2 separate regions of the Homo sapiens genome follow, and region 1 is linked to region 2. The links are chromatin loops, found by intact Hi-C in ENCODE. Cell type or tissue: Panc1. All regions are shown on one strand. Links, peaks and the distances in the headings refer to the core of each region. The heading gives the core; the rest is flanking DNA. Region 1 overlaps PLK2 (polo like kinase 2). Region 2 holds the start of LOC124901202 (small nucleolar RNA U13).

Region 1 (16,791 bases), core at 4,069-12,068, 370 kb before region 2:
AAAAGACTTCAATAACTCAGCAACCCAGCAAACACAGGACAGATGAGGTGTGTTGGGAAAGAGTAAAGTAGATACTCACGCTTTACGTTATTTCCACTCTTTATTAATTAGCACTTGGACTATGATTATCATGGTTCAAATATGTCATATTTACTTAAAGTTTTTCTTCAAACCCTTTGAAAGGGAAGTTAAAACTAAAAGGAAGTCTTTTAGTTTTACAGTGCATGCAAGTGAGTTTACTGCGTTATCTTTTATCTGGCTTGTGTCCATTGCTTTTTGATGAGCTTTCCCAGCAATTGCCTCACTCTCATCTTAATCTGGAATTCTCACCCTTAAATGAATTTAGATGCTTGACTCATTGCATAAATCTTCTCTCTTCTAAGGAGCTCCAGCCACCTACCACCACAGTTGCCAGGTCTGGAACACCCGCAGTAGAAAACAAGCAGCAGATTGGGGATGCTATTCGGATGATAGTCAGAGGGACTCTTGGCAGCTGTAGCAGCAGCAGTGAATGTAAGTGGTTGTCAATCGTATTTTAAATAATGAAACTCGAAATGCCAGTGCTAAATACATAATAATTTAAGTCAATTTACTTTGTAGCTTAATTTAACATAGAAGTAGTAAGATTACAGGAATTGGAAAATAATCTTGAGTTCTATGTCTTTCGAATTAATGGAGTGAAACTTAGCATCTACCAAAGCCTGAGGTTTTATTGCTAAAATATTGTATAACTTGAAACATTTCTGTCTGACTTTTCAGGCCTTGAAGACAGTACCATGGGAAGTGTTGCAGACACAGTGGCAAGGGTTCTTCGGGGATGTCTGGAAAACATGCCGGAAGCTGATTGCATTCCCAAAGAGCAGCTGAGCACATCATTTCAGTGGGTCACCAAATGGGTTGATTACTCTAACAAATATGGCTTTGGGTACCAGCTCTCAGACCACACCGTCGGTGTCCTTTTCAACAATGGTGCTCACATGAGCCTCCTTCCAGACAAAAAGTAAGTGTATCAATTAATGAAATCCTGTCAGTTCTCTAGTCTTGCACTAAAGAAATCTAAAAACAATGATTAACTGCTTCTATTTTTTTTTCCTCTTCTCTCCCTTTCGTTCCTGTTTTTATAGAACAGTTCACTATTACGCAGAGCTTGGCCAATGCTCAGTTTTCCCAGCAACAGATGCTCCTGAGCAATTTATTAGTCAAGTGACGGTGCTGAAATACTTTTCTCATTACATGGAGGAGAACCTCATGGATGTAAGTACTGTGGCTTTAGAGTGGTGACATTTGAAGTGTAGGCCACAAAGCAGTAGTGTCTGCATCACTTTGAAGCTTGTTAGAAACAGATTCTCCTGACCTACCGTTGGTGTACTGAATCAGAATCTCCGGGAGGTGGAGGCAGGGATTTCCAAAGCCATTCTGATGCTTGCTTAAGTTTGAGAGGATTTTCTTAGAATAATAATAGAGTGCATGCTACAAAATCTTTGTAGGCACTAACTCACTCTCCTAATCTCTTCCAGGGTGGAGATCTGCCTAGTGTTACTGATATTCGAAGACCTCGGCTCTACCTCCTTCAGTGGCTAAAATCTGATAAGGCCCTAATGATGCTCTTTAATGATGGCACCTTTCAGGTAAATGAACTCTTCAGGAAAGTGCACGTTTAGGTCCTAAACAGAAAGATTTGTACCTAGACAGTTTAGTGATTGACTGAACTTTTCTAATTCTCGAATATTTTGAGAGATCTAATGTCTATGTTTATTTTTTAAGGTGAATTTCTACCATGATCATACAAAAATCATCATCTGTAGCCAAAATGAAGAATACCTTCTCACCTACATCAATGAGGATAGGATATCTACAACTTTCAGGCTGACAACTCTGCTGATGTCTGGCTGTTCATCAGAATTAAAAAATCGAATGGAATATGCCCTGAACATGCTCTTACAAAGATGTAACTGAAAGACTTTTCGAATGGACCCTATGGGACTCCTCTTTTCCACTGTGAGATCTACAGGGAAGCCAAAAGAATGATCTAGAGTATGTTGAAGAAGATGGACATGTGGTGGTACGAAAACAATTCCCCTGTGGCCTGCTGGACTGGTTGGAACCAGAACAGGCTAAGGCATACAGTTCTTGACTTTGGACAATCCAAGAGTGAACCAGAATGCAGTTTTCCTTGAGATACCTGTTTTAAAAGGTTTTTCAGACAATTTTGCAGAAAGGTGCATTGATTCTTAAATTCTCTCTGTTGAGAGCATTTCAGCCAGAGGACTTTGGAACTGTGAATATACTTCCTGAAGGGGAGGGAGAAGGGAGGAAGCTCCCATGTTGTTTAAAGGCTGTAATTGGAGCAGCTTTTGGCTGCGTAACTGTGAACTATGGCCATATATAATTTTTTTTCATTAATTTTTGAAGATACTTGTGGCTGGAAAAGTGCATTCCTTGTTAATAAACTTTTTATTTATTACAGCCCAAAGAGCAGTATTTATTATCAAAATGTCTTTTTTTTTATGTTGACCATTTTAAACCGTTGGCAATAAAGAGTATGAAAACGCAGAAATAATGGTCTCCTGTCTTTAGTAGAACTCTTCACCACATCGTTACATTTTTTGATAAGATCGTGCCAAGCAGTGCCAAGAAGCCACTGAGTATAGAAGCATACTAGAGAGTTAGATCTTTAATTTTTTCTAACTACAGTTTCTAGGAAGTCTAATACCTGAAGTACAATCATAAACTTTCAGAGTAGATCTAGCTTAAGAACACCATTCTTCTTACAACCAAAATATAAGCCTCCTACAAAATCCAAACCCAATTTCTCTCTGTAGTATTTCTTCAAAACTTGTTTAGCTTGGAGGTGAAGCCAGATTAAATAGATCTCTGTTATTCAGTGTCAATAGGTACAGGAAGTTTATCTTAATATGGGCAAAACTCTGAATTAGAATACATGCACCACCTAAACATATTACTCAGCATAAACCTGCCTAAACACTTCCAGTGCCACTGGCAGTACTAGCACATAATTCCAGTAGTGAGAAATACTTTGTGAATAAGTCATTTTATTTTCCTTCTGGTGCATGGTAGTTGAGGAGTGGTATGGGAACCAAGTTGTGGTTTGGGGTCCATCTTTTAATCTATTAAATTAAGAGGTAAATTTGAGGTTTTCTTTTTCAGTGGGATCTACTCTTTGACAGGTGTAGTAAAGGAAAGCTGCTCATCCTGTTACTCTGAACTTACAGGCATCTGCATAAGATGTAAATATTTTTTGTTCAATTGTAATCCCACTATAAGGAAAATACTGTCCTATGAAAAGAAGTGCTTTGGTTTGTTAAGGCTGTGTTTACATTGTGGTCCTGTACAGCATAGTATAGAGATGCTAGTTGCACTTTTACATTTTTCTAAAATTGTTAAAACTCCACTTGGTATATTGTATTAATAAAAGCCAAATCCAGGGAATATGTTATGAGTATTTCACAACTCCTAGATTAACTCCTGCTGGCTGGAGTTCTCTGGCCATGTATACAAATTCAGTTGTATTTTTATAAGCAGAGAAGAAACAATAGTTTCCAAACAGAAAATGTTCCTTCCTTTTGAGTTTCACAGTGGAAGATTGTATACTACCTCATGATTTCAAAATACACACTTACCCATTCTTATATGTACTCAGCATCTGCTGTGTGCCACATCCAGGGCCTGGCATTGGAGACACAGAGTGAACCCGAGGCCCCCCTGCCCTCAAGGAAGTCACAATGGAGTGGAGGAGACAGTGCATTTACCTATTAGTGTGACAAGTGGTGTGATTTTACGATAAAGGTATGTACTGGGTGTTGTGGGAACTCAGCAGGAATCATGAGGAAGAAGCCCCAGGCATGGGCTGGGCTCAGTGAATAGATTCCAGAAAAGAAATTTGTTTTTACTGTGTTTGAAAGATGAGTGGGGGTTAAATAGAAATATGCGATAGGGAAGAGTGTTATAAGCAGTGGGAATAGCACGTATAGAAGCCCGGGGGATGAAAGAGTTCACAGAAGTGGGTGTGCAATCTGAAGTATTATAGGAAAAGGCTGGAAGACATGAATGGTGCAACCCATGGCTTTTAGGCTGCATTTTGAAGGCTATGCCAAACTACTGAGAAATTTCAAGGAGGAAAGTGACATAGTACTTCAGATTCCTAAAATTTATTCTGGGAGAAGAGGAGACGGGGTGGGGAACAAGATGGAAACGGCCCAAACAGTAAAGAAATTAATGCTGTGACTCAGGTGAGAAGGGACCTGAGACAATGAAAAGGAGCAAAAGAAGAGCTAGGCAGTACCTCATTTGGCCCTCCTGATTCATTTCAACGTTCCCAGTACTGAGCACCAGATCTGGTACTGGACAGTCAACTATCGAATGAGTAAATGAAGATTGATTTTGGAGGAACTTAGAAAGTTGATTTTAACAGGATCTAGAGCCCGGTTGAATGTGGTGCCTAAGAAAGTAGATGAGGTGCAGAAGGATTGGCTGAGGCAGTCAGTGGGGGACGGGTTGCATTCTTGGGCCATTAACTATAGTAAATTAGGAATATGGAAGGAAGAGCTTGATGGAAAAATATAGTGAGTTTTAGACATATCTAATCAGATTTGTATGAGGATGCCCACATAGGTCCAGTAAACAGTGGATATGCAGGTCTACATCTCAAGAGAAAGCAACATTTGGAAGTAACTAAGTTTTGGAAAACATCATGGGAGTGGATGAGAACACATAAGGATGGATTTCTGTCACCCCTTCTACCCAACTGCATTTCTGGGGGAGGAGTACAGAGGACATCTCCATAAAACATAACAGTGTTGATAAATCTTTGCCATGGGAGAAGGAGAATAAAAAATTCCCAAATAAATTACCCTTCCAAATAAGGGTACCCTGAATTCCACAAAAAACAACTGTAAAATAATAGATTTCTTTAATGAACACCTTTGATCCCCAGGAACGTTTCTCCATTAGCCCTCACAAATTCTAAAGATTTAATAGTTTTGTTGCATGTCTCGGCTATGGGGGAGGCTGAGGCAGGAGTGTCGCTTGAGCCCAGATGTTTGAGGTTGCAATAAGCTATGACCATGCCACTGCACTCTAGTCTGGGTGACAGAGGGAGACCCTGTTTCTTAAAAAATAAAATAACAGATACCCTCAACTAAACTTGGTGTGGCCATGACAGTGAACTTGATCTTAGGTTATTTAACATTTACGACTTTTATCTCTTAGTCCCATCAAGCCTTCAAGAACTATTTCTGAATGTAATCTCATGTCAGCTAGGGAAATCATACTCCAGTGGAAAAGCTTTGGAGTCAAATCTTGAGTCCAAATTTCTGTGCAACCACATGTTAATAATGCGATCATTAGTAAATACCTAATCTCTCTAAGCTTCTGTTTTCTCATCTGTGAAGATAAAACGATAATAAAACACTTGCACAACAAAGGTACTCAATAAGTATTTCTTCCTGTTCTTGTTCTGTTTTTTTTTCTGCCTCTTTCCACATCTGTAATGGCAGGGACCGTAATTATCTAGAAAAAAAAAAACTGTCTCATTCTTGTTTCTCCCACTTTCAGTTCTGTGTAAGTTGTGATCGAGTCTTCAGTTCTGTGTAAGTCGTGATCCAGTTGGGATCATTTTGGGACTTTCAGAGAGAAGGAATCTAATGGAGATTGTTGGTTATACAGATGATGGAAGAACTCGGTGGTGAGGCAACCCAGAGATTCACTGCAGCAGGAAGGCACTACTCTCCCAATGGCTAGAGAGACCCAGAGAAAACGTCATGTTACCAGAGCCCAGAACTGAGTCTTCTGGCAGAAACTAGAATCATGATGGTCACTGCTTACCAGGATTTTGAGATCATGGGACAAATGTCATCACTGCTTGAGATGACCCCTGTGCCTTTTTGGGTGAGAAAAAAGGGGGACAAAATATTTTGAATTCTTTCTTCCTCTTGGCCTCCAATCTCCCATTGACCAAATGAGCTGAAAGGCAGTCGAAAAAAATAGCCTTGGAAATACAGTTGTTAGGGTCATTGTAATATTGCAAAATAAAGCAGAAGAAGGGCAGAGAATGAATCTGAGCCTTAACCAGCATATTAACTGCCTACCTTTCTTTCTTAGTTTTTCTCTTCCACGAATTTTCTACCATTTCTACCTTCTCCTTCTCTTAAATACCAAAGTGACATAATTGCTAAGAGCTATAGTTAGCTAGGCAGCAAGATGATAGGCAGTAGAAGGTTGGAGAAGGAACAAAATTGCGTGGGTGGGCATGAAGAATGGAGTCATTCCTGCTTTAGGCCTCTGTGATTCGTAACATCTTCAGACCATTTTTGCCTTGTAGAGATTTTAATCTACTGAAAATAGGTGTGACTAAAAATGCATAGCTGCATCTCCATAAGGTACACAGAAAAACCAGTGTTGGTATTTTATGGCTATTCAATGCATGAGAGAATCAGTATATTTCTAAACCTTGTAACAAACTGTTGTATAAAAAGAAACCTGTAGATTCCACTTTGTTTTTCCTGACTTGGGAGAGACTCTGGTCTATATGTTTAGATTCATGCTTTGTTCTAGCCCTTCGTTATGTCTTATTAACTTTACTAATGGAAGGCATCTCTTTGTTTGAATTGCCACAATTTAATTATATTAGTGAACTCAAATTAAAACGGTAAATTTCCATATGCAGTGTTAGAAAATAATATCATGGTTCATCAATGTCTGGAATTCAACTGAATAGAATAAATAGATTTTGCTCTAGGATTAGCCTGATAATATGTTTATATGTAAAACAAAATTGATTTTAATGATTGCAGTACAAAAACTTCACTTCTAAGTTGAGTTAAATTAACAAACTCCTGATCTATCTCTGCTATGAAATACTAAATGATTAGATATTTTAGCCCAGCCATGCAAGTTGGAACACATTCTCTGTTCCAAGCCTATAAAAAAATTAGTACTGTAAGAAATCAGACAACAGACCTAGGCCAGGGGCGGTGGCTCATGCTTGTAATCTCAGCACTTTGGGAGGCAGGAGGATCACTTGAGACCAGGAGTTCAAGACCAGCTTGGGCAACACAGTGAGATCCCATCTCTACATAAAATTTAAGAATTAGCTGGACATGGTGGTCCATGCCTATAGTCCCAGCTACTTGAGAGTCTGAGGTGGGAGGATTGTTTGTGCTCAGGAGGTTAAGGCTGCAGTGAGCCATGATCACACCACTGCACTACAACCTGAGCGATAGGGCAAGACCCTGTTTCTATAAACAAACAGACAATAAATAAGCAACAGGCCTCAGTGAAATAACTAAAATTGTCTTTCTTTTATACCCCTTTGAAATCAGTGGCAGCAGGATGACCTTTAAACTTATGATCATATAGACATGTCAAAAGAGTTTCAATGAGACATAAATTTATTATGTGATTTATGTGATCCTACTAAATAGAAAAAATATGATAAGTACAGAACTATATGAATTTTGAAGAACTTTGGAGCTACATAGAAGATCTTTAAATATTTCAAGAGATAAAGAAATGCAAAATCCAAACGTGATAGGGTATTCTGGAGGGGAGTGCAGACAAAGAATTAGATAATAACATAACTACTGATATACTAATAAATGTTTAGCAGTCAGCTTTTTCAGAGGTGGCCAGAACCTTGATTTGTTTCATTTGCCAATTTCTGTGGTATAATTTCTTTTACCATGATGGACTTCTCACTACCAGAGTGATGTCGCTGAATGTGGAGTTGGAAAGAGATGCACAGCAGTACATCATTATAAAGTATTTCCAGCATATGGATGTAACAGACATAAATAACCTCAAGAAATAGATAATAATAAAATGTAAGGAAACAATTAGTGATGAGTTTAGAGTATTTATTGCCTTTGTTTTTAACATAATTTATTTAATTGTAAGTTTCTATAATTACATAATGGTTGTGTTAACAACTGGCTTGCACAATTCCTGAAATTTTAACAATCACTCCTCACGAAACTTTTAAAACCAGCTCCAACATAGCAATAATAATAATTTAAGCCTGGGGATGTGAACTATATGTGCTCTGAGAAGAAGGACATCACTCCTATATTCTGAATAATTAATAGGGCTTGGTATATTCTTTTAACATCTCAGACGGCACTGCAGTAAATATCCCGGTCTACAGCTGTGGTTGTGTATATAAAATCTCAGCCAGCCTAGGTTACAAACAAAAAGTTTAATTTAGATAGCATAATAGCTTCTTTAGCGAAGTACCATTTCATCTTAAGAAGACTTAGTTAAGTATTTAAGATAATCTGAATGATTGAATTGATAATTGTTGTTACAGAAAGAATCTCTATATTTAACCCTAACATTGAAACTGTGTGTTAATACTTCACATATAGTAATGTATTAGTATTATAATCCCAATTAAAAACTGAAATTTAAGTAACTGATATTGCCTTAGAAATTTAAGCTGAAGGCTTGTGACATTTAAATTTGGTATTATAATATATGATAAATTTATCATCTTTTAAGCTTAATTTACTCAATTTATAAGAATGTTTATATACTTAAGAATACTTGTTATAGCAGACAATTGCAAAACAGTATTTAAAAAGGAAGTCAAGTATATTATAAATGCAATATAAAATAGTAAAGGGAAAGTTATTAAGTTTTAACTGGGATCCTATAATACAGTCCTCTTAAAGTCTTTTGTTGAGATATAAAAACAGAATGTAAATTTTTAAAATTAAACTTAAAAATGCAAAGAAGAACTAGATGTTTAAGTATACTGAATGTCAGATTTTTAAAACCAAATCCACTTCTGAGCATAAAAGTCAATCTCAAAAAAAAAAAAAACCAAAACCACAAAACCTCATTTGCAATCTGTTTTCCTGGGAATTTGTGTTTGTAGATGAATGTCAATACAATTTTCTGATACAAGCATGTAATTTTATTCCAGTAATATTCTTTTGAGAACATGACATGAGTAGAAATGAAAGGCAAAGATGGAATCCATGTAGAGAATAAGGCAAACCTTTAGAGCTGAGATTGTATATTGCCAGAGAATAGACATCTGCTTGAAGTACAGCGAGTTTTAGAGTGGGTTTTAAAATATTTTCCAGCAATTGTCATCAGTTAGTCATTGGGAGCATTCAGATGAAAATTAAAACTTCTGACTTCCTTTGCAAAACTTCATGATCAGACAATATGATCAGACATTTCTACATATCAACAATCAGCTGGAGCTGAGAAGTGCCTGCCCCCAGAGAAGAGACAGCCCTCTCCATGGACCTTGCTTGCCTGATTCACTCAGCTGGTGCCTCAGACGTTTGAATGTGAGCCTAGTGCAGAGTCAGGTGAAACTTTCAGGGGGCCTGTCTATTTCCAAGTTGTTTACAAACGCTGATTTTAATTCCAGAAAGTGTACTTTGGGTGATTTTAGGGAAAGTGTGGGCTTCATCCAAAGCTACCTTCTGCCATTTTTAAGCATTATTGGTTTAAGTGGAGTTAAAGGTCAGGTACTAAATCGGGCTTGGGGCACGGAAGTACTGGATAGAGAAAGGCAGGTCCCTGGCCCATGTGTGATTTGACTCTTTTGGCTAGGGCTCCATATCTAGGCCTGTGCCCACGGACTGAGGAGAGGACAGACATTTCTGTTTTCCTGCCCAAATGTCACATTTCTCAAGACCACCCTAGCCCACCACACCCCTATCCTGTGCCTATAAAAACCCCGAGACCCTAGAGGGTACACACACAAGCACCTGGATGTGGAGAGAAACACACGGGCGGAAGAAGACACAAGCAGCTGGATATTGAGAGGAACGCACCCGGAAGATCACATCAACAGGCACCAGCAGAGGCTTGCAGGCCATCCATCCGCAGAACGATGAGGAGTTTGGCCGGGTGGTCAGAGGAGGGCCACTGAATGGCCCGACTCCAGGGGATGACCACCTTCCTACTCCATCTCCCTTCTGGCTCCCCCATCTGCTGAGAGCTACTTCCACTCAACCCTTGCACTCTTTCTCCAAGCCCATGTGTGATTTGACTCTTTTGGTACACCAAGGCAAGAAACCCCAGGATACAGAAAGCCCTCTGTCCTTGCTGAGAGGTGAAGCCAGCTGGACTTCCTGGGTCGGGTGGGGACTTGGAGAACTTTCCTGTGTAGCTAGAGGATTGTAAATGCACCAATCAGAGCTCTGAGTCTAGCTAAAGTATTGTAAATGCACCAGTCAGCACTCTGTAAAAACGCACCAATCAGCGCTCTGTGTCTAGCTAAATGATTGTAAATGCACCAATCAGTGCTCTGTAAAAACGCACCAATCAGCCCTCTGTAAAATGGACCAATCAGCAGGAAGTGGGCGGGGCCAAATAAAGGCATAAAAGTTGGCCACCTGAGCCAGCAGCGGCAACCTGCTCGCGTCCCATTCCACGCTGTGGAAGCTTTGTTCTTTCCCTCTTCACAGTAAATCTTGCTGCTGCTCAGTCTTTAGGTCTGCACTACCTTTATGAGCTGTAACACTCATGGCGAGGATCTGCGGCTTCATTCCTGAGATCAGCAAATCCACAAATCCAGCTGGAGGAAGAAACTCTGAACACATCTGAAGGAACAAACTCCGGACACACCATCTTTAAGAGCTGTAACACTCACCGTGAAGGTCCACAGCTTCATTCTTGAAGTCAGCGAGACCAAGAACCCACTGGAAGGAATAAATTCCGGACACATTGCCATAAGTCAGGGGGTCTGATTGAGCTGCTAAACACAAGCCACCTACAGATGGCAAAACTAAAAGAGCACATGGTAACACATGCCTGCGGGAGCTTCCGGTGCTGTAAACATTCACCCCTAGATGCTGCTGTGAGTTCAGAGCCCCAGAGCCTGTCTGCATGTTCCCCCTAGAGATTTGACCAAAGAAGCAGGACACACCCCCACCGCACACCCTGCAAGGGTGACGAGGGAACTTTTCCTGTTTCGGTAGCACTGAAAAGAAATGGAAGAATAAGTCTGACAAATAAAGACCTACCAAAGTTTTCATAAGCCAAGGCATCCACCGCGATGTAGACGGCTTCTTTTCTTCCTGAATTTTCACCTGATCGACATAAGGTTATTAAATTCAACTCATATCATTCTCTTAAATTCATAATGAAATTTAGGATAAAGGTGAATTTTGCAGTTTAGTCAACTAGGAACAAGAGATCATCCCTCACTTAATTGTATTGTTGGTTGAAATATAAATTTCATTAGCAGTTGCCATAATCTATCCTCATTTCCTTTGTTAGGCTTGTGAATAGACTCACTTTACTGATTCTGAAATACCTGGACTATGTGAGCTTATGTGGCTAATCTCTTCATTCTTTTTACCACATGGGGAGAGAGAATAAGATAATCATCTGAGGCAAAGCAACATATATGGGTGGCAAAAGGGCAGCTATAGCAGCAAGTTGCACCTGCTACATATGGATTTAACCTCATGAATTCTTTAATGAGGCAAACCTTTCATGTTTCTATTCACTATCCTGTAGGTATACCTGGCAGTTTTGCTACAGAGTGACTCAGGATTAAACTCCAAATATCCTCAATATAGATTAGTCATAGGGAAGGGCCAGTGACTGACAATAGGCACAAGAGAAGCACTAGGCTTTTTGGTTTTAAATAAATAATATACTCTGAGTTGAAGCAATTAAATCTTCCTCCAAATACAACTTTCTACCTAGATATTAAAGAAACAGAATAACAGTTGAGTTTTGTAGAATCTGATATATTTCTCTCAGATTTTTTCTCCTTCAGAGGTACACACACATATGCTTATTTTAAGTCAATCATCCTACAATTGCTCAAGTTAAAACCATATAGCAGAAAACATTTGGAATTTCAATTAGATATGTCAAGATTGAAGCAACTGGGTCAATTGCTTGCTGAACAATCATGAACATGACACTGATCCTATTTTTTATATTATAAAACAAATATAATAATAAAAAGTGTCTTAGAATTCATTAGATAGAACAATATAATATTGAGAGTATTTGACCATTTTGACCTACAACAAAAACCATTTCTTATTCGAAAATATAGCAAGAGGAGAAATTAGAAAGTAAGCTTCCTCCCCTCTCTAATTATTTTAATATTATATCTTTATTATTTCTCTATTCATATTACCTCTTTGTTTTATATTGATGTCAGTAGTTATTGATATTTATGTCATATTATACTGTTGTCATTCAATAAAGAGAATATCTTATACTTAATTTATCATTAGAATTTTTCAATTATTAATTGTTTCCTTCATCATGCTCCTGGGGGAATCAAATTGAGGAATATCCCAAAGAGAGAGCAATTTACTCTTTTTTCCTTTTTTTTTTTTCAAGATGGAGTCGCGCTCTGTCACCCAGACTGGAGTGCAGTGGCACGATCTTGGCTCACTGTAGCCTCTGTCTCCTGAGTCCAGGCAATTCTTGTGCCTCAGCCTCCTGAGTGTCTGGGATTACAGATGCATGTCACCACAACCAGCTAAATTTTGTATTTTTAGTAGAGACAGGGTTTCGCCATGTTGGCTAGGCTGGCGTGGAACTCCTGACCTCAGGTGATCCAACCGCCTCAGCCTCCCAAAGTGCTGGGATTACAGGCATGAGCCACCACACCCAGCCAGTTTACTCTCTTATGACTGACAAAATCAAAGGTAAGTCATATAAACATTTCCTACATTTTGACTCCTTTTATGTTGCCTTTTCTTATTATTGTCCCTTCTCAACTATCTTTAAAAAATTTCCCCAACTGTATTTTCAGGAATTCCAAATATCTTTGATATTATAAAATGTTTCCTGAAAAACATATTAACTGGCAAATTCTTTTGGGAATTGGTGGCTTCAATAAAATGAACAGATTTCTTTAAGTCAAGATTTTTCTAGAACTTCCATATCCTAAATTTGCGTTATGAATCTCCAAGAGAGAAATAGAGTGCAAAAGTTTTTCCAAACTTATACACACTGACACATTATTTTGCTTTAGAGTGCCTTTTAAGATCACAAAGAATATTCCCTGGAACATAGTTTGTCGATATATGTAAGTAATTGTCCTTTATAAGATACATTTAATTTAAAAAGATCCTGAACCTGTCAGATAGATTGGAATGTAAGTTCAGATCTTTCTTGTAGTAGGACAATAATTAGGTAAACAGGAAATTTAGCACCAACTTTGACATCATATATCTTAGTCTGTTTTGCATTTCTATATTGGGATATTACAGACTGGGTAATTTTTAAAGAAAAGGAAGTTATTTCTTACAGTTCTGGAGGCTGGGGAGTCCAAGAGCATGGAGCTAGCATCTGGTGAGAATCTTCATTCTGTGTCATAAGATGCGGAAGGCATCACATGGTGAGAGAGCAAGAGCATGTATATAAGCTCAGGTCTCTCTTCCTCTTCTTTAAAGCAATCAGTTTCATCATGGGGTCCCATCCTGATGACCTTATCTAATCCTAATTACCTCCCAAAGTCCCCACCTCTAATTAACATATGAATTTTAGGTTTCCAACCATGAAATTTGGGGGATGTATTCAAACCATTGCATTGTGGTTCCAGAGCTGTTACATGTTTTATCCACAACCTCACTCAGCAAGAAAATCTCCCTTCTAGAGGGAGAAATTTATGGTGCAGAGATCAACTGGATGGCCAGGTAGCTAAGGTAACTTTGCAATGTAGATATTCCATCTCCAGATCATAAAGAGTGGTTTCCAGTTGCCTTTTGCAAATTTCTATTTTCTTATAATGGCAGAACTGAAATGTTTTAAAATAAATTTTTGTCCATGTCCACTTTGGTTTGCAAAAGGCATTTTGTGTTTAAAAGAGAGCATGTTGGTAGTCCTTTACACTGAACAGGACAGATGTAGAAGCTATAAAGACTTCTTCATAAACCACTTTTGGGGAAGAACCTAACAAACAAAGCATGAGGATATATCACACTGAGTACATTAGAGCAAGACTTTTACACTTGTTCTTTGCCAAAAGGCCAAGAAGTGATTAAAGCAAGATTTTTTAAGTTAAAATTTAATATAGTTGTAGAAGAGTAAGCTTCAATTGATTTACTTTAATGGCATGAAGAAAGGAGTTATTCCTCCTCTATGTCCAAAAGTGACATAGAAACAAAATTTGGTAGGAAAATCAAGAAATCTTAATTGAATAATTTTTAAACAGTTTATTATACAAAATTATAAAGCATAACTTTACAGTTATGCTTTATTCAATTCAACTGAGATGCATCCTTCAATATCCACTACATGGTTTGGAACATGTTAAGCTTGCTATTGATAAAACAGTCCGTTTTTTTTTTTTCTCACAGTACTGAACAGCTGTGTACTGCCAAAGGCACAGTGCATATATACGGATGGTGACTACACAGTTTACCTGGGAAACTCTTAATCATGCCTTGTGTCAGTTAAAAATCTTTGTATTTGGCTGGGATTGGTGGTTTACTGCATAATATCAGCACTTTGGGAGGCTGAGGTGGAAGGTTTGCTTGAGCCTAGAAGTTCAAAACCAGCCTGGGCAACATAGCGAGATGCTGTCTCTCCAAAAAAAAAAAAAAAAAAAAAAAAAAATTACCTGAGTGTGCAACTGGTGTGTCAGGAGCCTGAGGTGAGAGGATTGCTTGAGTCCAGGAGGTGAAGGCTGCAGTGAGCCAAGATCACACCATTTTACTGCAGTTTGGAGGACAGAGAGAGATCCCATCTCAAAAAAAGTATGCATTTCTAAGATGAATTATATGGTTATCCCATGAAATACTCATTGCTATCCCATGTGAGTTTAATGTAGCTAAGATGCATTTAGCATGACCCACTTATGTTACCACACCTTTGATTTCAATTGCTTTTCCTATAAAGGTAGGTTAAATTTTTTTCATGCTATAAGCATTTATGACCTTATTTTTAGGCTTTATTAAGCACAACAGCAGAAAAATGAATTCGGGCTATGTACATTTATTCAGATCCTACTACACATTATATTATTTTTTTACTTTATCTGCTTTGTTGACCACTATGACTGTGGTGGTAAAAATTGTTAATGACAGTCAGTGACACAAGGTACCATCTGGTTTATGAGAATGAAAGAAATGTATTTAAGCAGGATATGGTTTCTCTAATCACCAATCTTTTGCAGACTGACTCATAATCAATTACCTGTCATTTCAACTTGGAAGTATATGGTTTGTTGTATTACATCGCAACGTTATTTCATCCTGGCTTCAGAGAGGAAGGACTGAAATAGAAATATGAAATCTTTGTTTCAAATAAAAGTGATTTGCTACAATTTTGGCAGACATAACTGGAAAAACAATTTGAGAGGAAAAATGAATGAATTTGAAGTGTGCTCTGGCAATAATAGGTCTCATTCATTATAAAATACTTAAAATGTGCTGTGATGTGGTGGTGAAACTCTGACAGAGTTTAAATATAGCCACACTAGCTTCTTTGGTCAATATTAGCTGAAATGCCAATGCTAACTAAACACACAAAGACGTCATAATTATTTATCTAGGAAAGGAAGTTGTAAAATAATGTTCTTCTGGATTCCTAGATACTTCAAAAGAATTTCTCCTTGAACTTAGTAACATTACCAATTTGCTAATACATTTAGAATTGCAATTGAATTGATATATTTTATGGGGTTCCTTGAGAAGTAAAAGTAAGAATGTGCTTTATGCCAGGCATATAACAAGTGGTTTGCTTTAGTGATGTAAATAATACACTAGTGTACTACATCACAATTTAAAATATTCATTTGGTCTTCCCTGATTCTAAGTGGCTTTTCTCTTAGCACTCATGACATAAGAATGGCATATTATGATTTCTTGAAGCCACATTTTAATTTTATTTGTGAGAAAAACAAAAACAGAAATGAAGACTGGGAGCTTTAATAACTTAAAATGAGACTTTCATTGTATGTATTTAAAGATTTCCAAGAATTAATAATCAAAAATATAGTCTTAAGTATCTTTAGGATATGTCAATATATTTATTGAAAATTAAAAAAAAATTGTTATTTTAAAAAATAGCAGATACTATAGGTTGTATCACAGTACCCCAGATTCCTGTAAAGCAGACTCAAGCTCTCATTCTTCTGCTCCATTAGTGAGTTCAGCATTGAAATGCCTAAAGTAACTGATTTTTTTAAAAAAAATCATTTATTTCAGTTACACAGGCAGTGTCTTAATTTCTCTATGTGTTTGAGTGACTTTTTCAGTGAAGCACAATGAGCTTTTCAGAAAAAGTATTACACATCCTGATATTTGACCTAGCACTATTGCTGTAGTACCAGTCTGATACTAAAACACACCAAATGTCTGTAGGGCAAGTTTCTTGTGACCCTGAAGGAATTTCAGGTCAATAAATTAGAGAGAATCTCAACATTTGGTTATATTCTAACATACTGATCCCATTGAAATTATTGTAGATTGTTTTCCAAACATCGTGTGCTTGTTTTTGTGGGCATGAGATGAACAAAAGAACAGTTTCTTGACAGGTTAATGGAAGAATGTTGCTCACTTTATAAAATAAAACAAAACAACACAAAAAACACATCTCTAACCAAAGCATGCAAAATATGACTGGTGCCATGAGGAAGAATCATTTAAGCTAGAACTTCCTGTATTTAAGAAAGTTAACAAAATTGTTTGAGGAATGAACTGGTTTTGTGTGTGTGTGTGTGTGTGTGTGTGTGTGTTAGACACTGCTTATTACAACTAAGTGAAGAACTTTGACAGGTGCTTTGCAGAGTAAAGTTAAAAATTACTTTGCAGAGTAAATATAATTATTTCT
Region 2 (16,791 bases), core at 5,286-13,285:
CCTGGACTCACAGCTAGAACAGTATCAAATCTGTCCGTTTGTATGAGGGGAAGAGTGTGTAGGCGAAGCCAGCTGGCCCACAGTTGGCACAGCTTCCCATGCTGTTGACTGAATGCCGCAGGCATGCTATGATTCATTTCACCTTTCACCTGGCCATGCACTTTATTAGAGAGGCCCATGAATTTGGATGTTAAGGATTTTCCCTGAGGAAAATTTTCTCAGACAAAAGCATAGCATCCATAACATCAATGTAGAAACCTAAGGTAAAAGCATTAGTAACACTAGAGAGAGATAAAAAGCATTTTGGAGCAAAATAGTGAAATTTTTATTTTCCCAGAATTTTATACATCCTTTTTTCATTTTTAAATTATAAGTAAACATGTATCATTGAAAATTAACAGAGGAAATGAGTTTCAATAAAACAAATTCGTTTTGGGGAAAATCATTTTTTTTTTCTGTTTTAAATAGGGGGCAAAATGGAGCTGCTCTTGCCCATAGTATTCTGTGCTGAAAGAGGAGGAAGATTGAAAATATCTTGGAAAATATGGGTCAAGTCCCTCCTTTGAGTGTCTCTATATGTCATTCATATACAAAACAAGGACTGCTGGGTGGCAGAGGCCTTCAGGAAAAAGCAGATCAACTCATGTAGAAAGAGAGACAATTCTTCCAAAGTCTTATGCAAGTTGAGGTCTGACCCTTGAAGCAAGTATGTTATTTTCTGCTAGAAAGCAGACGTGTAATAAATACCTGGTGTTGGCCTCAGGAAGGATAGGAAGATATGCAGCACTTATCCTGAAAAGAAAAAGGCTGTAGTCCCAGCTACTCGGGAGGCTGAGGCAGGAGAATTGCTTGAACCCGGGAGGCAGAGATTGCAGTGAGCCAAGATTGTGCCATTGCACTCCAGCCTGGGCTACAGAGCGAGACTCCTTCTCAAAAAAAAAAAAAATAAATAAAAAAAGGCAAGGTCAGATAGTCAAGTAGTCGAAAAGGTTCAAAGCCAGAATATGGAAGAAATATTACTGTGAGAAAGAATGAGCAGGTGGGCTTCCTGGCTGGCTTCTTGCATTGGAAGTAGCACTTTGCTTTAGCTGCCAGTAGAATAATGAGGCAGTGGGAATGTGTGCCTAAGAATCTACAGCTTAAAGAAGTAAGAATGGATGTTATGGAAATCCAGGAACATCTCCCAAGCTACCTTATTTGTGTTTTCAAATGACTTTAATCTCTGAAATTTGAAAAAGAGTTACAGTAAGTGGTGATAGCTCTGAGACTTTGATGGAAACATAAAGTGAACGTGTCTGTGAAGAATATTGCCCAACTGAATGCTCTTATTTTATAAAGTGAAAGGTCCAGTTCACACAGCTAATTATAACAAACAAAAGCACATTGGACTGTTCAAATTTGTCTTCTCATAACTTCCTACTTTTCACAGTTATTTTCTCTAAAGGCCATTTTTGTAGTAGAGAGAATTTGCTAGAATTTTCTGGGAACATTTGCCAATATTTCTATTGTTCTGACAGAGAAAGAAGGGAGGCAAAGACAACACATGTTCCTGTGAGCCCGTAGAGAAAGCATACTTGAGAGCCATTGCCACACCTCAGTGACACCATTCTTCTCCATGGAAAATTTCCTGATTCTTTCTCTACTCAATTTTGAGAGTCCTGCTTGTTTTAAGATATGTAGCAATGAACATCCAAGGAAAATGAAAGCTGCATAAAGAACTTAGAATCTTAAATGTTTAATTTGCTATGTGTATTTTCCTTATTCTACAGAGAAACACATTATTTAAACTTACTAAGAACTCTTTGGTTGCCTACTATACCCAAAAGGCATTAAATGTGCAAAGATCACTTGTATATCTAAGAGTCATAAAATTCTGTTTCTTATATAAACAAGTTCTACATAAAAGAAACTATCAAAATCAGTTATCATGTGAATTATATAACAGTGTCCCTTGCACCTTACTTCTATGACTCATTCTTTCATGATTAATTAGAATTTATAAAGATAGCTTTGCAAAATTTAATGCACTTGCGCCTTTTCTATGATATAGTCGACTGTAAATTAGTGGTTCTCATGGAGGCGAGAGAAACATGTATACTTGAAACAACTCTTCAGGTGATTTGAACCATCTTCAACAAAATCACAGCTGTGGATGGTATCTGGACCACATAATCTCCACTTTTCACTAAAGACTCAAACATTTATACAGGCTATTGTCTTGCTCTTCTCAATTCTTCCTTTGATGATGGTACAAAAATTATAAATGGAGGAGCAATCAAAAAAGAGTAATTTCAACTTGTTTTATTTTTTTATTTGTGAGAAATTGTAAAATGGGGATCTTGTTAGAGTTGGCTTCTGAAGGTTAAGAATAAATTGTTTTTAGAGAAGATTATCTTTGTTCTAAAATGAGCCAGACATTCATTGAGAAGCCTATTAAATAACAGCTTTAGTCAAAAGAGTAAAATAAAGCAAATACCCACCTGCTCTTTGAGAACATAATAAAGTGACCATAAGATTATATATGGATGCTGCAGAATATTAACCAGTTAGTGTATAATGCAAATTGGAGGGCACTTTATTAGCTAAAATTTTTCCCCAAATATGTAAAATATTGGGTTCACTATTGTAATAGCTCTTTCTGGGTGGAGAAGTTCTAGTTATATATTGTAGAAGTTTTAATTACACATTGTTCTAATTACATATTATAGATTCTAATACAGGAAACAGATTTACCCCTGTTAATTATGCAGGGACAACTGGAAAGGAAAAGGTCACCTATACTGAGCAAATGACTGGAAGTGTGAGGTTTCTAGGCTCAAAATTATGAGTGAACTAAGATTTATTTTTGGCCAAAATGAAAAAGCCAACCTCTACCACCTGGTCTTTGGATGGGAACTTTGAGCCTGATAAGACATCAGCAAGTGCTGAAATTCCAAACTTGCAATAAAAAGTGTTCAATAGCATACTTTGGTTTAGGTGGGTATTGAATTTTTAAATGTGCCTGTAGTAAGCTGGTACCAGGAGATGCAACATTTAGGAAACACCATTGCCTGACTGCATATGGGGACCCGGAAATCTCTGGGATCACAAAGCATTAAAAGTGTGTTGGCGATGCAATCTAGAAGCCATCCTTAATCTCACCCCCACACCTTATCCAGGTCTAATCAACACACCTACAGAACATGTCCCCATGGCTTCACACTTTCCAAGTCCCCTCTGAATCTCACCTGAACCATTCTCATAGCTTCTAACTGCTCACCCTGTTTCGAATCTTGCCAGCTACAATCTATTCTCCATACAAACACATCTTTTGAAGTTACTAATCACACCATGCCACTCCCCCTACTTGCCAGGCTCCAGTGATTTCCCTTCACAGGAATATTAAAATCTACATCTCCACCAGACTCTCCGGGACCATCCCTGCTTTTCCCTCACTTTCACTTCCGCTCCTGTGCTCCAGCCAAATGGATTGCTTTCCGCTCCTTCAGACCTCACCTCAAATGCCCTGCCCTCGGAAAGTCCCGCCCTGACTACCCCTCACTGTTCATCAAATCACTGAAATTTAGCTCTCAGATAACACTTAACATTTTCCTCCTTATTTTTTTGCTGTTTGTCTATTGGTCATCCTGTTGATTTGTTGGGTTATTGACTGCTTCTTCCAACTAAAATGCAAGCTCTATGAAATCAGGGCATCCTTTTTATCCCTAATGCCTGGAACAAGGTCTGGTATTTAGTGAGTGGACAAATATTAGTGGAATTTACAAGTGAGAATTCCTCAGGGATTGACAGACATTGCTTCAAAAGAGAAGTGGCATAACATACCCCCAATTTTGAGAAAGTTGGGAAATCATAATCATTATAGTTGAAACCTCAAAATAAATATCCCCTTATTTTGTACTCCAATCTGATGAAGTGGGACATACTAGTTCATCATGTTGTACCAAAATTATTTTTAATTATTTAAAGTTATAACTTATTTTATTTTTACTTGATAGGTAGGTAGACCTGATCATATCAAAGTTCTTTCAGTTTAGCATTCAAAGTTCTATTGTTGCAAAGAAAAGGAAAGCTTTTACACTGTTGGTGGGAGTGTAAATTAGCTCAACCATTGTGGAAGACATTGTGTCATATAATTACATTTTTAGCACAGTGTTAACTAACTGGTATAAGATTGATTTTATTTACTTGCCCAATTGCATTTAAATCGGTTAAAATTCATCCAACTAATTCAATAGTATAACTGTGGCCAAGTCTGAATATAAAACATTTGAAGCAATCATTACAATGTATTTCAGAAAGAAAATCTAAACAGCAAGGATTCAGCTAATCCAGCAACATACTTCAATGAAACAAAACTCTTCAGTCTAACCATAGATTTATTCAACTGTGCTCTTTGTTTTTATTGTATTATGTATATTCCTAGGAATATTATTCTCTGGGGGCAGTTTCGATTTCAACCATGGAAAAGATTTTCTCTGGAAAAGATTAATTCCTAATTCCTCTAGGCTGGACAATACGTTCCTAGTAGATTTCAGTGATAGATGGATGCACTTTCAGCCTCTGTAGAGAAACAATTCTAGCTGGTTAAAGGCCCCAAGCCTTCTGGAAATTTAAACATACCCACGTGCATTTCTTCTTTTTCCCTAGAGCAGACCATCAGATTGATGTAACTCTGGGTGGTGATGAGTGAGAAAACACAAGGCCAGCCCAAGGAAGCAGTCGCTTCCTTTATCTTTCCTGATAACAGTTGCTTCTCCTCTTCATCACTGAGTGTGTCTCAATGCATACACAAACTGCAGCCACTTCCCTAGGTATGTGCCTCTGTCTCTTTAATTTGATGTGGAGCTTCATGAGGTCAAATATTGTTTCTTAATCATGTGTATCCCTAGCTCCTAGCCATACACATGGTACATTGCAAATGCCTGAACAAATATTTCTTGCAGTGAAAAAGCAGAATCAGTAGTGATCTCACAAGGCTGCTGGATGTCTGCTCTTCCTTGCAGCCGAAGGATCCTCTAGCGAAGACTCTCATTTCTTTTCCTCTTTTTTCTGTTCTTGGACTCCGTGGAGGAGTTTGAGAGTTCTAACACCCACTTTAGGATTACTAATATTAAAAAGCCATATGGGGAGTATTGGAGGTGGTGGAAGCCCACTTGTTAAAAAGGGCCTCATCTTAAATAAATAATTAAAGAGAAATAATTATTTAGAAAAAAAAATAATGACTCAACCAAGACGACAGGTTTGTCTCTTGAATGAGTAGGCATTTGGTTGAGATAAACAAACATTGCCACTGGCAATAGATCCTGCTTCCTGTTGCTAGGCAGAGATCATGCTGGCTTTACTTAGATGGTGGTGTAAGTTTCCCAGCTGCTTCAAGTGCTTATTCAAGAGAAACTGAAAAATAAAAAATAAAAATGGAACAGGGGACAATGGGGAACTGGGCTCCCCCTAACCTGCTGAATAGGTCTGGTGTGGTTGTTCTCTGACAATTTTGGGAAAACTCTCCTGAAGAAACTGAGTTAGCTATCACCGGAAACAAAATGAGATCAGATAAGACAGAGAATGAGGGCCATTGTTTCTCCAAGAGAGAAAAGCACTTCATTACATTATGATTAGACTATTAAGACAAGATTCACCTGGTAGGACTAGTAGGTGAACAAAAGTGGTAAAGAATGGCCAGGGCCATGGGAAGGGCAACCTCATGGCAAAATTGGGCAACTCTTCCGAGAATAATGAAAGAAAATATTTGAAGCCACTTGAGAGACCCTAAGCTTGGATGGAAAACAGCATGGATTTGGAATCGGACACACCTATCTTTAGGACCCCAGTTCTATCCGGCTGAGAAATTCTTTAACTATTCAGAGAAAGAATAACTCATTTTTTAACTGCTAAGGGCAAGTTCCTTAATCTCTTTGAGCCTTAGTTTTCTCATCTCTAAAATGAGCATAATCACTTGAAAGTTATCAACTCTCTTCCCAGAAAAAAGCATATATCCAAAAAAACTTTTTTTTTTTTTTTTTTTTGAGACGGAGTCTTGCTCTGTGGCCCAGGCTGGAGTGCAGTGGCGAGATCTCGGCTCACTGCAAGCTCCGCCTCCCGGGTTCACGCCATTCTCCTGCCTCAGCCTCCGGAGTAACTGGGACTACAGGCGCCTGCCACCACGCCCGGCTAATTTTTTTGTATTTTTAGTAGAGACGGAGTTTTACCGGGTTATCCAGGATGGTCTAGATCTCCTGACCTCGTGATCCGCCCGCCTCGGCTTCCCAAAGTGCTGGGATTACAGGCGTGAACCACCGCGCCCGGCCGCATGCACTTTTAAGGAGTTCACAGATGTTCTGCAGCCCAATCCGCCTCTTGAGAATAAAAACATTACCTTACATTTTTTTTTATGCTGAGTTAAATTTTCTACTTCACAGAACTTTTCTAAAAATAGATGATTCATTATAAAATATATAATGAATATAGAAAAGACTATAAATACTTTTATTTATCAGTAAGAATTCTCTTTTAACAAGGATCACTGTGATTCACCAGCATACTTATTATTATTATAATGCTTAACTATAGCTTAACACTTCGCAAAATGTGGCCCCAATTTTTTTTTGTCAAAATTATGTTGGTTGCATGCTTAAGAATCAAGAATTCTGCCTCCAGAAATTCTGATCCAGAAGGTTTGAAGTGTGTCCAGGAATCTACATTTTTAACATAATAAAACCACTTTAGTTCCTAAATAAAGCTTAAGAATAGACAAAATTTGGATTCTAGCCCATCTGCTTTTACTATTAGAGGTAGTATCTATCTGTTTGGCTTTCTGCATTTTACATTCGACTTATTTAAAGTAAAAGGATCAACCTGTACTTTGTGTTCCACCATTTTGACTAACTATTTTGAAAGATTCCATTCAATGTCAGAGTAATGTACATCATAGTTATATGTGGAACAGGGAAATCAGCTAAGTCCAATGTTCTCAAGGGAGCTAGCAGTCAAAATATGTCCTGATGTTCATACACCAGGGGTCAGTTATTAGCTAAGGGCTCTCAGCAGTGCCCAGGGCACAGCAAGAAGTGAAAGCAAACAAAGGTAAAAGCAATGAAGACCATAGACAAAATCTATGGTTTACAAAAGCCATACAAAGGATTGTAAAAGACTGGCAGTACAGGACCATTTGGTATGGAGCAAATAGCCACAAATAGCTTAATTATTCCCAAGACCATTATGTTTTAGGCAGAGGAAAATAGTCGACGTCCATGATGATTATTTTATTTATTTAAAAATTTGGAAATATGCATCAAATAGTTTGTTTAAGAAGGAAATGAAGTGCATAATATATTTTAGAAAACTTCCTATCCAAAATTCAGAAGATTTTTTAATTCAACTCTCAAGAAAAATGTTACCTTCTGAAATTATTTGTCTTTGAAATATGAAAGTATATGTTGTCCCTTATCATAAAGATCTCACAAAAGATACAAAGCTATTAAACAGTCTGGTCACAAACCCTAGCCAGACTCAGACTGCAGCAGAAAAGATATTAAAAACTACTGAGTGCTATGAGAGTTTTCTGACAGCTGAGGGCAAACCTAGAAGGGATTAATTTTCATCCTGTATAAAAAACTAGATTTCATTTTCAAAGAAATTTTCAAATTTCCCTTTAAAAGATAATATAATAATAGCACATCATGAAGACATTTCATAGTAATTGATAAATAGAAAAACTTTCTTCCCAAATGTTAGAGGATTGCCTAAAGCATCAAATAGAAGTAAACAGAACTTCAAGGGGAAAGCGTCCCATGAGGGGGATTAAAAACCCCTCCCTTTAAGGTTCTGATTAGCTATAATTGCTCAGTAACCACCTGCAGTTAATGACAAACTCTGGCTAAGCATAGGGCAGGTTCAAGGAGAGTAGCCTCAGAGTCATTTCAGACACTTGGTGGATTCTTTCCAAGAGTAACAACATAAACCCCAGGGATAAACACTTGATAATTTTTCTAAAGAAAGTGACACCAAAGATGCCAGTAGGGTTATATATAATTAGTGTGCCATTAAAGAGATTTGAGTAAGACCTACCCAGGAGATTTTCTTTTTGCTCACTAGATGCTGCTTGTCTGAACAGGTTTCGGCCTATTTTTGCCTCTTTTTCTTTCACAAAAGCCAAGGACAATAGAGAGATAATGGGACACATTTAGGAAAATGAAAACAGGAATTTAATATGCATCCCCTCACACTCCAGGTAATCCTTGAGTATTGGTGCTGTTCCCAAATGCAATGGGAAGAATGATGATGAGTAGTAATTCCTGCTGCTGCTGGATGATTAAAAGTTTAAATACGGCACATAAAAAATAAATATAAGGTACCAGAAAAAGATTATTCTGTACTTGGATTGAATTACTTCCTTTTGGCATATGAACTGTGTTTTCTTGTGAAATTCATTTCGGTTTAAGCAGTGAGCTGCGGCTGCCAGCTAGCCCTCCACTAGTGGGATGTGCTGAAAAGAACACAAAGGCATTAATAAGTTTGTTTTTCAGGTCATGGAGCCTAGTGCCTGCTGTGATGCCTCTATGTTTGTGTTCTTCCACAAGCCATTTAAATATATTATTTAAACACCTAACCTATGAGACTAGAGATCTGAGAAGATTTGGGGAGAAACAAATTGAAAGCCTCAGCAAACTAAATAAAACCCAAAAGGGAAATATAGCCAGTATGGGGTAAGAGGAAGGCAAAGTCAATAAATATAAAAGGGAAACAAAGAATTTTGCCAGTAACCACCCCTAACAAGTTCAGAAGTTGGTTGAAAGATTTTCACTGCTAAGTATAATTCCACAAAGGGCGTACAATGATCTTGGAATTATCTCTGTTCCAGGTAGAGATGCCAAGGTCTCTGCTTTTTTGCAGGCATCCAGGGGCGGAACTTACACGCAATAAAACCACTGTTTGCACCTTCCAGTGCCCAAAATCCTTATCATTTTCTTCTTTGACCGTGAAGACAATATGAGCAGGCCCCAGACATGAGACATGGTGCATGCCTGCAAATGAAATGTCTGGGGCTAGGGAATACAGTCCACTTTCCAAGTCTGTGACGCCTTCCTACTTTTGCATCAGAGCCTTCTGGGTTTCAGGAGAGGCTCCTTTTAGAATCCAGACTCTGACCATGTCACAGAGAAGTTGACTGGTGAATACTCATCTTGTTTTATGCAAATGATCTTACTTCTGACCTAACATGTTAGTCTGAAAACTTGCCCACTCTAATGAACTCAGAAAGGATGAGGAACAGGAAAGCTGCCCTTGATTCATGACTCTAGCTCCAGCTGTACTTATGATAATGGATCCGGGCTGGGCGCCCTTGGGAAAATGTGTATTTGGGGGAGGATGATGCCTGGACAGTATATTGAGATTTCCTGTGCTGCCATGAGCAATTTGTGACTTAATGACTGTATTTATAGGTACATTACAGGTCCTTTATCATTTCAGAAATCAATGAAGTAATTTCCATAGGAAGTTGGAGTGATTTGTGGCTGTATCAGCTGCCTCTATTTATTTTATCATAAAGAGAAAAAGAATTCATCCATTAGGGAGAACTGAAAATGGAATAATTTGTCGGAAGGAAATCTGGCTTCAAGAAGATTGAATGAAAAGTCGTATAAAGAAAGACACTACTTAAAAGAAAAAGATATAGTGTTTCTAGTGGTAAAACCTCTTACAAATTATTAGGACATCTTTTATTTTTCTACCGTGACTACCACTTAATGCTAAGGGCTACCATTTATCAAGGACTTGCTACATGGCCAGACCCTTACAAAAGTTTTTGCATGCTTTACCTCCTTCAATCCTGTTACCCATTCCATACCTTACAGATGAGGAGAATGAGGCTCCGAGAGATGTAATAATTGCAATTATTACAAGGAGATGTAGTAACTTGCCCAAGTCATAGAGCCAGCCAAAGGGGCAGAGCTGGCTTTGAACTCTGTTTTATCTCACCACAAATCGGTTCCTCTAAGTCACTGTTACTATATTTCTATGACTGGACTAAAGTTATTTGATCATTTGTGTAAACAGCTGTGTTTTGACCTTACAAATTCATTTTACTGTATGTGTGTCTATATAGTCATATGCAATTTATTTATTCATCCCTTCAACAAATACTTATCGGACACTTACCTTATACCAAAACCATGCCAAGCACAGGAGACTTAAAAATGAAAAATAAGGTCTTTCTCCTCAATGAGTTTATATCAGGAAGATAGAATAGGATTATATTACAGTACGTACAATAATGCAAGAATGTAAAGGGCATAAAAGCAGAGCAGAGGCATGGTCCGAACACAGCACTGGAAGACTTCACCATTTGTGTCAAATTACCAACTATTTTTCCAAAGTTACTGATTTCAATTCAAATTTAAGATAACAAGCAAAGGAGTTGATATTGTTTACTTGGTTTTGGGAAAACTCCCATTTGGATATCTGCAGAGCACACAGGAAAGGGTGTATTTCTAGACAAGGGAAATATCCTTCTTCCAAATATAGATCCTCTAGGAAACTGTGTTCTGAATTTAGAAACCAACTTCAAACTTTGGTGCTTGCAAAGTGGGTAGGCTGAGGTAAAGCAAAACTTGGAATGGCTACATATATTTCATTTTCATCTTTCCATTTCCTTGGCAATCCTAGAATTAGGTACAAAAAGATTTGCAAACAATAATTTTATATTGTTTGCACACAATAGACTACATGTTACCTTGGTTAGCAAAACATGAGTTTCTTTTCAAAATTAAAGCTTTCAATATAATGAGAAATGGCTTTAAAAAGCTGTAATATTCATTCTATGAAAGCCGCATTTAACAGTCTGTGTACTAACTAAATCCTAGTTTTTGTTCCTGAATGAAAAAGAAAAATGCCTTGTAAATACAAATGTGAGAAAAATGATAAGGGCTAAATTCACATTATAGACAGCATGTTGGAAGGAGTGACATGATTGCTAGACTTTTTCAAAATGCATACCGGTGTGGGTCGTATATTTTACACCCGGCATTCATATATCTCAATCAATCATCAGGGCAATCTTAGGAAATAAGCCAGTTAAGTTTTTCTTCCCTTTCCTCCTTTCCGTTCCCGTCCTCCAGTTGAGGAAGTAGAGCCTTTAAAATTGTCATGAACTCCATGGAGATCATCTAGCTAATAAAAAGGATAAGGGCAGGACTCAGCTCCACCTGAATCGGAGCGCAGTATGCTACACTATGTGGCATGCAAATTATAACTAGAAATATGCAGCAAGCTCCTTGGTGTTAAAATAAAAATGATTTCTAATTATGCTTATGCTGTAATGTATGAGGAAAGCTATTTATATTTTATTTATTTAATAAATATTTATTGAAGGAAAATTACTGTGTTAGGAGAAACAACAGGAACCAAAAGATAAACAATGCTATAACTCTCTTCAACTGGGAAGATCTATGTATATCTACCTATGCATATAGGAAGAGACATCTTCTCTAAACACAATCTGAAAGTAGTCTATAATACGAATAATGAAATAAACACAGCTCCCTTTTTTTGTATGTTTGGGGCAGCTGAAAAAAAACGATGAACATATACAGGGATGAAAGATTTATGTACAATCCTGTTTATACTTAAGTTTACAACCCTATTCATTTGTTTGAAATGAGCTTTATGTCACAACTGCCTTTAGACTCACTGTGTCTGGGGTAAAGGTCAGTGTTGTAGTTCCTGAATCACGACTGGGTTCAGGCAATATTGATACATCCTGACACTTGCTGTCAACACCTAGCTAATAATTATGCTACTGGATTTGGGGACTTCATAATGAAACTTTTCAGAACTTATACTGGCGAATTTGACATTTTATTCTTTGTTTTCAGACATGAGCTGAGGTATCCAAATTCATAGAGGTTGCTGCATGATAGAATACTATTCTTATATGTCAGAGACAAGAAAGTGACCTTTTGCACTTCTTCAGGCTGTGGATGGAGACTGTCCTTACATGTATATCTGCAAAGCCTCTCTCTATGTGTCTGTATCTCTCTCCCTACACGCTTCACTTTCATCCTCAGCTCTCATTAGAGAATTTGTCCTTTCCTATTCCCCAGAAGCACACAAGTTTTGAAAATCAATTTCAATGCCTTTTAAATAAAGTTGTTTCCTCCCCCAAATACATTTTGCCCTTGAATTCATATTCCTTTATGGAATTCAGGCATATCCATCAACTCATCAGTCAGAATCCTGAATATGACTTGAAATAGATTCCCTTAGGTAAAAAATAATTTTGTGAAAGTGCTTTCATTACTTTCAGTTTAACACTTCTGAGTTCTCACTTTGACTTTTTAAAAACTCATGCATTTCTAATTTTTTAAAGTCACAGACAGGTAAAAGTCTCAGAATCGGTGAGCCATTGTCATTAATCATTTTTAAAAGCACCAGAATAATTGTGCAGAATTAAAAAACATAAAAAGGTTATTTTTGTCATCTCTGACTTTATTCTCATCCTAACCATGCTGTGAATATTACTTTATGATAGCATGTATTTCATCCAGGTAGAAAACTTGTATTCATATGCTTGCTGAAACACTAAGTCTCTTGTCCAGTCTAAAAGTGATGTCATTTCCTCCATACCACTTGCGAAGCTTTACTTTTAAGGAGTCATTGTGTTATTATGAATTATATTGTTTCATAAACAGTTCCATTGTCCTGGGTATGTACCCCTGTATGTTAGTAAAGACCGAGAAGGAGAAGGGCAAGGCCTGAGGTCATGTACTCTCATTTTGCATGGACCTGTGACTCTGGAGAGAAATTGTTACCAGCCCATGGTTACAAATATTAAGCAACAGACTCTCCACTTAGCACTGGGTAAAATATGCATTTTTAATACCAGAAATACATAAATGTGGTCCTGTATTCTTTCCAGAGGGGATGAAGGTAGAATGGAGTTGTTTCGTTTTAATACAGAAAAGCTCAATGGAAGTTTTATAATCTTTTAAGCGCACAATAGGGAATTACATCAAGATTATTGGAAACGTCTTGGCAAATGCCTTTGAACTGCTAGAACATAGCTCATGTTTTCAAATGTATATGTGTATAAATACATGCTTTTTAAAATTAAAATATATTTGAGTCAATGACCAGACTGAGATTCCCAATATGCAAATTTATAATTAAAGAGATTTTGTTTTCTGTTCTTTGGGGATTGGGATATCAGTCATTGCAATGAGCAATTGTGTCCTTATAGCTTTGGGTTTTTACTATTTGCTTATGAAAAACTCCACAAGAATTATTGGCTCAACATTATGACTTCCTTGGCAGCCCCTGCTTCACGCAGTTGTGTTGCTTTTCTGTAAGGTTGTAGCATTTTCCACTTGCAGTATTCTTCTTACTTTCACTTTGTTGGTTATCACAGCCCACAACTGCTGCTAAATGCCATTTTCCTTCCAATGAAGGGCCAGTTATAGTGGATAATACATGTGCTCCCTGAGGCTTTAATTAAGTTAGCGTCTGTGTCAACCTAAGCATGTGACAGTTCATGAAAGGAACTCTGGATATTAAACAGCATGGAGCTATTTGAAGAGTGAAATATATCGTGTGTGAAGAACAAAAGAATCTGCAGGAGGTTTCAAAGCAGTGAAGCTGGAGTCTTACAGCATTCTGCGTTAGCTGCTGCATTCTTTTGAGGAAGCTCTTGTTCTTCTTCCACTAGGTGATTGACACCTGGGACGGGGTGTCCTCTGTCGTTATTACTAACATGACTATATAACATAAGGAAAACTATACTGAATCCTGCTGAGGGCATTTTCAGGCCAGGCCTAATTCTCACAGATGATAAGCTGCATTAGCCCAAAGTGGCCGACCTGCTTGGAAAGAAACTATTTTATCTATTTAGATTGCTCTGGAAATAACAATGGGGCCATCATATTTCAAAGATGAGCAATGTTATTTATCCCATATTCATTGTAAAATGTTTTCTTACGTAAAAGTGGGAATTCATTGACCAGATTTTCAACTCCCTCAAAAAAGATAAAAGGCCAATAGAAAAACACCTCGATAATCTAGCTCCACAACAAATGCTCCGAGAATCCTACTTGTCTGGCTAAAATTTCTCTGAAGATCTCTCATTTCTGCTCTCAGAAGCACAACATGCAACCTGGTTATTGCTATATTTACCCTTGTTTTCTCATAGGATGCTCTCACAGGCAGAGTGGGAGCTAAATTGGGCTCTGATAGGGTTTCCTCATCCTGAACCCATTTTCTGAGCACGCTGCATTCATAAATAGCCTGCCAGGCTTTGGGCTTCTGAGGTCACCGTGCTTCACACAATTGTTCTCTGCAGGACTACGTGAAAGACAGTGCCTGGGCTGAGGCCTGCAGTTCCTGGAAGCTGGGTTTCTCAGCATTGAAGGGCTATCTCTCCTCAAAGAAAAGCACAGCCCTGCTGTGGAGGGCGACCTTGGTCATTGTTCTTGGGGCCTGTGACTTCAGAAGTGGAGGTTGCTCCTGAAATGATAGGACCAACCTCTAACCTGATACCATCTGGCTCTCAGGACACCTATATAAATAGCAAATTGATAGCTGTAATAGAATAAATGCTTTGTAAACTCTCCTGTACTTAAAAGGAATGCAAATGAAGGTATGATCTGAATACTTTTCCCTCCTGCTTCCTTGACACCCTTCAGGCTTAATCCTATCAGACGTCAGAAAGAGTAAGCTGATAAATGTAGTGACTTGCCATTAATCAATTAGAGGAAGATGTTTTGTAGATACATGCAGAAGGTGAAAAAAATCTAATAATTAGCAGTTTGACCAAGAGGTTTAAGAAGGTAGTATGAGGGAAACAATAAAGAAGAGCATTAGGAATTTGCTGCTAATTTATTGATATAAATATATTATGTTGCCATGTAGCTATAGGTAGATATAATATACAGCTGCAATTAGGAGATCACGGTTCAGTTATCACTATCACATTAGTTTTTTTCCCATTGGCTTTTCTCTTATTTTTAATGACTTACTGCAGTTTATATAAAGTCCATGAAAATTTCCTAAACTAAACATCCTGATAGTTTTCATTTATTTTCAAGGTTGCTGTAAAGTTGAAAAGCAAAAACAAAACAAATGAGTTCATTACTTTTCTCCAAAGCTCAGTAATTTATGGCAACCTGCAAGCTTTAGGGAACGTCACCTTTTGAGATAGAGCGGAGAGGTAGTAAAAACTGAAGATTCAATAAACAACTTACTTTTAAAATGTGTTCAAATATATTTTGGAGCCATCTTTATAGGGAAGTGCATGAAGACTTTTCAGGCTGTGAAGTACTTGAATGATTATCATTAAATATCTTAGACATATGATGTGATTTAAGGTACTATAATGAACTAGTCTATACCTAATATTCTGAACAAGGAATAAACCATCTCTGTGGTTATTGTTCTCCTTGTACCTCTCTCTGACAGCCTTTCCCTCCCGTCTTTGCGAAGGCAGCCACTCTACATTACCTGTAAATGTATTTGAAGTCAAACCACTAAATAAGCACACAATATCCTAAACAGTACAAAATGTTGACTACTTATTTTCACACAGTTTCTGATGAAGGCAGGGATACTACTATATCTCAGTTTGAGATATAATTGAATATACTTTCTTACCTACCAAACATAAGAAATGCTTGAGAATATAAGTCAAAGCAATGTCTTTCATATTGTTATGAATAGATACTCCTAAGAATATGATAAGGAAATTAACAGTGTCAAGTATCAATACTGTTATTTAAATAAGAGTCAGTCTTTCCTTTTCTTTCCCTTTCTTCAGGTCAGTTGGGTAATAAGCTGAAGTCGTAACAAGGTTTGAGGGTGGCACATATCACATCCGTGTGTGAACACTCAATCATCATGCTCGTAAACTACAAAAGGATCTGATTCAATCTTTTTGTGTGAAAATAATTTTACCGACTTGGAACTTAAAAAATAAATTTCCATCACACAGGATTACATTTGGCCTGTCATGTTTGCATTGGCCTCACCTATATTTACACAAAGTAATATTCTTTCTCTTATAGTTACCATTCTGTGTTCTTCCCCTTGGGCCACATTCCTGGCTTTAGAACACACACACACACACACACACACACGTAGAGTAAATAGCCTCAGAGGTAATAATCTGAAGACCTCAAAACCACCTGTCAATCCATTTAAATCAATTCCAACTGATTATTTGACTAAATTTACTTATGCTTGGATTAAACTGACAGGCACATCATTGAAATGAACCCACAAAAGAGCTTCTTGATCCAATAAAACAGAAGTTATGAAAATGAAAAACAAAATTGCCAAAGTCATAGTTTGTCTTCAAGCCAACCTTATCTGGGGCTTGGTGTTTCTTTCCAAAGCTCAACTAAAGGGCTTTCTACTTTATATCATCTATAAGGACTGTACTACTGAGAGGTGACAGCGTGCTGGCAGCCCTTGCTCGCTCTTGGTGCCTCCTCCGCCTGGCACCCACTCTGGCCACGCTGGAGGAGCCCTTTAGCCCGCCGTTGCACTATGAGATCCCCTCTCTGGGCTGGCCAAGGTCAGAGCCAGCTCCCTCGGCTTCCAGGCAGGTGTGGAGGGAGAGGCGCAGGCGGGAATGGAGGCTGCGCATGGTGCTCGCGGGCCAACACAAGTTCCGGGTGGGTGTGGGCTCTGTGGGCCCCGCACTGGGGGCAGCCGGGCTGGCCGCGGCAGCCAGGCCAGCAGCTGCAGAGGGTGCACCAGGTCCCCCAGCAGTGCTGGCCCGCCGGCACTGTGCTCGAATTCTCGCTGGGC

Evidence for each region. A loop is a pair of places that touch in the nucleus more often than their neighbours do. Peaks named below come from ENCODE experiments on the same cell type or tissue, not always from the same donor. Only the 100,000 strongest peaks of a DNase experiment are listed, where the experiment ranks them.
Region 1: it touches region 2 in a loop (4-fold over the local background); 21 of 110 quality-filtered maps call a loop at or near these places.

The regions. Positions count from the first base shown.
Region 1 is chr5:58,439,748-58,456,538 of GRCh38, reverse strand. PLK2 (polo like kinase 2) reads left to right here. Exons shown (of 14, transcript NM_006622.4): 9 at 1-47; 10 at 384-513; 11 at 760-1,000; 12 at 1,125-1,254; 13 at 1,518-1,628; 14 at 1,765-2,557. The coding sequence ends at 1,956. Among named protein-coding and RNA genes, the nearest start is that of PLK2, 12 kb to the left of the region's middle. RefSeq lists enhancers at 1-308, 6,134-6,303, 9,827-11,026. In Panc1, for the core only: no CTCF peak of the experiment used is centred there; no DNase peak of the experiment used is centred there; H3K27ac peaks cover 5,480 bases.
Region 2 is chr5:58,069,296-58,086,086 of GRCh38, reverse strand. It overlaps LOC124901202 (small nucleolar RNA U13), which reads right to left and starts at 15,899; the gene lies at 15,796-15,899. In Panc1, for the core only: no CTCF peak of the experiment used is centred there; no DNase peak of the experiment used is centred there; H3K27ac peaks cover 8,000 bases.